Regions from separate parts of the Mus musculus genome. Here region 1 is linked to region 2. A link is a loop called in an ENCODE intact Hi-C map of the cell type or tissue named here. Cell type or tissue: gastrocnemius. All regions are shown on one strand.

The links. Hi-C counts contacts between places; a loop is a spot of excess contacts. Peaks named below come from ENCODE experiments on the same cell type or tissue, not always from the same donor. Only the 100,000 strongest peaks of a DNase experiment are listed, where the experiment ranks them.
Region 1: a loop joins it to region 2, with 2.7 times the contacts of the local background. A loop is called at or near these places in 12 of 42 quality-filtered maps.

Annotation. Positions count from the first base shown.
Region 1 is chr4:15,172,431-15,174,930 of GRCm38, forward strand. No RefSeq gene overlaps it. Among named protein-coding and RNA genes, the nearest start is that of Necab1, 25 kb to the left of the region's middle. In gastrocnemius, CTCF peaks have their summits at 295 (motif pointing right) and 1,416 (motif pointing left); no DNase peak of the experiment used is centred here; H3K4me3 peaks cover 32 bases; H3K27ac peaks cover 25 bases.
Region 2 is chr4:15,316,162-15,318,661 of GRCm38, forward strand. The region is part of intron 3 of Gm29883 (a long non-coding RNA gene); the gene reads left to right. It overlaps Gm29829 (a long non-coding RNA gene), which reads right to left and starts at 1,262. Exons shown (of 3, transcript XR_390425.4): 1 at 1,113-1,262. In gastrocnemius, a CTCF peak has its summit at 1,323 (motif pointing left); DNase peaks (open chromatin) are centred at 153 and 1,258.

The DNA of each region.
Region 1 (2,500 bases), 140 kb before region 2:
CGCATCTGATGAGTTTAGCACACATGGTGAGGACTCTAGCATGTATTTGTTCTTTCATTAAACAAAAACCCGCATCAACTAATATGAACAAAGTTTCTAATGACCTTTAATAAGAATATTTTTCAAATTTTGTGTCTACCCATAAAGATGAAAATCATGTAAGAAACTTCTTAGCAGATTATATTTTAGAGATTATTATTAGGCATGATGGTTTAGATAGGATTTAGTAGTGTATCCAGTGAGGACTCATATGATGGAGACAGAATCCTGCATGTGTCTGTACAGTAGGTGGCATTGCCCTACTAAGGGATGCTGCCTACCAGATGGTGCTCAGCTCACTGTGAGTGCTGCCTCCAGGACTCAGAACAGTTATTAATGTGGTCAAGAGCAAGTTGTAGGGAGAGTAAGTCAGCTCTTGAATCCCTCATGCTTCCTGTCTGGTGATGAGCTGTCTCTCTTTCATCTGTTCCTTTGCCATCTTGCAAGAGGCCCTCATCAGAGGCAAGATGATGCTGGGCCATTGCATTTGAATCTCCAGAATTAGGAGCTAGAGTTAATCTATTCATTTGTTTTATTACAATAATTTTTAAAACGGACTAATATCCAGGGTAAAATGCAAGGCTAATGCAGAAGGTGAAAAATCTGTGCCTTCATACAGTAGTGAAAGAAACTAAGTAAGGGTTTCATAGAGGGAATTTAAAAATACTTGAAAAAGTCTTCAAAATTCCAACTTTTAAACCGTTTTGTTTCTATAATAAGTCTTAGAAAGTTTAGATAAGGAAGATGAATGAATGCAGGCGAGCAGGATATGTATATGTAAATGTAGATGATGTATATATATATATATATATGTATATATATGTATGTGTATATATATATGTGCATATATATATATATATATGAGAGAGAGAGAAAGAGAGTTTCTTAAGAACTCTGTACCCCAGTAAAATGCTGCATAGAGTTTATGTAAATCATGGAGTAATGAAGCTAATTATGTACACACAGTACAGTGGAGCACTTCTCTGCCACTCTATGGGTATATGAAATCCTTTTAACTCAAATGCCCATTATATATTCTTAAATGAGAATAGCAGTGGGTATAGTAGTCTGCAGTTGATATTACTAGATAAAGTATGGAGATATAAGCACCATTATATTTGCTCAGTTGTTCACGGACTGTAAGATTTGGATAGTTTTACAATTTGTTTTGTACGTGCATATTACTTTTCAAAAATCATTGAGCAACTTTAAATGAAAAAGAGATTTTTGCTTATATACTTAAATATATGCTTATTTTCTTAGACTAAAAGAGAATTATATAATGTAGACCCTGGTTTACAACACAATCCTTTAAGAAAATTCAGTCATTGAGAATAATTTCCCATTACTATAACTCTTATGCCACCTTCTGGTCTAAATATAATCAACCTAACTGAAACTGTCTAGCGTTGCCTGATTGTGTTTCAGTGCTATTTCAGCTAGCTTGCTTTTTCCCTTTTTTTTTTTTAATTAGGTATTTTCCTCGTTTACATTTCCAATGCTATCCCAAAAGACCCCCATCCCCTCCTCCCCATCCCCTACCCACCCACTCCCCCTTTTTGGCCCTGGCGTTCCCCTGTACAGGGGCATATAAAGTTTGCAAGTCCAAAGGGCCTCTTTTTCCAGTGATGGCTGAATAGGCCATCATACATATGCAGCTAGAGACAAGAGCTCCAGGCTACTGGTTAGTTCATATTGTTGTTCCACCTATAGGGTTGCAGATCCCCTCAGCTCCTTGGGTACTTTCTCTAGCTCCTCCATTGGGGTCCCTGTGATCCATCCAATAGCTGACTGTGAGCATCCACTTCTGTGTTTGCTAGGCCCTGGCATAGTCTCACAAGAGACAGCTATATCTGGGTCCTTACAGCAAAATCTTGCTAGTGTATGCAATGGTGTCAGTGTTTGGAAGCTGATTATGGGATGGATCCCTGGATATGGCAGTCACTAGATGTTCCATCCTTTTGTCACAGCTCCAAATTTTGTCTCTGTAACTCCTTCCAATGGGTGTTTTGTTCCCATTTCTAGGAAGGTTTGCTTTTTCCCTTTTTGAATCAAGTATTTCTTTGCATCCCAAATACAGCATAAAACACAAACTGTAAATGTACACTTTGTGATCATGTGAAAGCAATTATAGCTTAGCAAAAGAGAGCATTGGCAAATCTTGCCAAATGTAACAGAGTGGAGAGTATTCTTTAATGAGTAAACCAGACAATATTAATGTGGTTCTGATTTAGTTACATTATAGAGGGGCACAGGATTTGGAACCAGCCTAGATTGGAATGCCGGATTAGTGACTAATTCACTCTGTTTTTTCCTTACCTTTTGTCTTCTCATTTACCTTTTATTATCACTACTCAGTGAAAACTGTGACTTTTGCCATCACCAGCTACCCCAAGCCTTCTCTTCTCCTTGTTTTTGAATATTTAAAACTCTATATAAATCAGTATACATCATTGGCTGT
Region 2 (2,500 bases):
TGATCTTTGAATAAAGACCATATTAAAAAGTATTAGTAAAATATTAGTCAAAGTCAAATAAAAATATATTCTTTCAGTGAAACTCTCCAGTGAGCCAAAGCAAACAGCGACAGCCGTGTTCACAGACTGTGGTGTCCAGCTGTGTTCACAGACTGTGGCGTCCAGCCTTGAGGATCTGTATCAGAGTTCATCTCCACTGTCAACCCAGGTTAGACAAGTGAGGCCAGTGGGAGCTGAGCAGAGGTCACATTAAAGTTCTCTCTGCTGCTCCATCGAGCACCTCAGTGAAACAGTAACGCAATGTGATGCAGTATCCATTTAGAAGTACTGCACAAAATATTGAAATTACTTTTTATATATATTCTAATATCTATGTAATTTTCTTTTTCCCTCTCTCATACACACACAGACATATATATACACACATACATACACACACAGACACACACACACATATATATATGTATATATATATATGTACATATATATATAAAAATTGTTTTCTATTTATTTGAAAAGCAAGGTATTACTAAGACAAGTCAGAATCGTGTATTTCTTTCTTACCAATAAAGAATTTTCTAATAAGGGCTGTAAGATAATTCAATGGATCAACACTTGCCCACAAGTGTGAGGACTACAGACCAGATCCTCAGAGCCCATGTCAAAAGCCTGCAGATGTGATTCCCTTCTGTGATCCTAGTACATGGGAGCCAGAGAGAGGGGATCCCTTGAAATGCTAGTTAGATTAGATGGAATTGGTGAGCTTCAGCTCCAGCCAGAGACACGACCCCAATAAAGCAGAGCAAACTCAAGGAAGATACCTAGCAACCACTGAGCACATGTGAGCACATGTACATGCACATACTACACACATACACACACACACACACACACATACGAATCACGCACACATACGAATCACACACACGAATCACACACACACACATACACACACACACACACGAATCACGCACACACACACACACACACACACACACGAATCACGCACACACACACACACACACACACACACACACGAATCACACACACACACACACACACACACACACACACACACACACGAATCACACACAAAATAAAGCTGTATCTACCTGAAAAATACCCAGTTCTGGAAGGCTGGTTTTGCTGTTAAGTCACTTGCTGGACAAGCATGAGGATCAACCCTTGGCCATGAATACCTGTAACTTCAGATCTGAGTGGGGCAGACACAGGAGCCCAGCCTAGAAAACATGAGCTTCAGGTTCAGGGAAAGACCTGGTCTCAAGAAGAGAGGCAAAGAGTGATTTAGAAGGACATCTGATGCCCTCTTCTGGCCTCCACACATGCATACAAACAAGCACATCAGTGTGCACACAAGCATTCTCTCTCTCTCTCTCTCTCTCTCTCTCTCTCTCTCTCTCTCTCTCTCAGGCATACACACACAGAATAAAAATTTTAAAAGTTCAAAAGAATTCTCCAATGAATTGATTTCTTAGCATAATTCTTGTACTGTGACTAATTAAGGTAATTCTTGGAAAACACTATGGTGTTCACTCTGAATGTGGTATGCTGTTAAGGCCGGTATGAGTAGAGAGCTTATTTGTATCACTCTATAATGAATTCCTACTTGAAAATTCTATAGGTTAACATGTTTTTTTTTAAATAGGCAGATCCAAATTTGACTTTAAAAAAGCAAAATGGTTTTCAACCTAAATACAATCTTTAATAGATTACACAAATTATCTATTACCTTGTCGTTATACAGTAGTGTTTATGGTAAATGATTTGCCCTAACACAGGCTAACATAAGTGCTTTGGGCACATTATCACAGGTTGGGCTGTGATGTTAGATGCGTTAAATGAGTTTTGACCTTTTGATGGGCTATGACATTACCAGGCTAAGAATTGAGGAGCACTTCCATGTACCTTAATGTGTATTTCTTTTTTTCTGACATTTACGTGTATTTCTTTTTGTGGTTTTTTTTTTTTTTTTGTACTCTGACATTCAGAAAGCTTTGGAACTAGTGTGTTGCTTAAATGCTGTTATCCACTGAGCTCATATGTCTAAAACTATCTATTCGCTTCCCCCAGATATGCCATCTTGCCATCTTGATTTAATAATAAGCTGTTTTCAAATCTTGCAGGAATGAAATAAAAATCCATTTCAACTTTAAGCAAGTAAATCATGTATTCACATGGTTGTTTTGTTTTTTTTTAGAAGTTTGTCATAATAGACAATACTCCCAGACACATTAGAATATTTAACTGGAGAATAAAAGCATTTGTGTATTCTTGAGCACCTAAGAAGAAGATGGAGGTGGGGGTGGAACCCTTCCTTTTGTGTCTAAGAAAATGCATGTATCTAGTCATTCATAGATGGTAGCAAAAATCTAAAGATCCTGTCTGCTACGGTGACTGGGAGACCCATCAGTTCACCAACAGAATCTCTTTCTAGGGCTCATCTGTGACGTTTATAAAGACTGGCTTATTTTTAAAAATC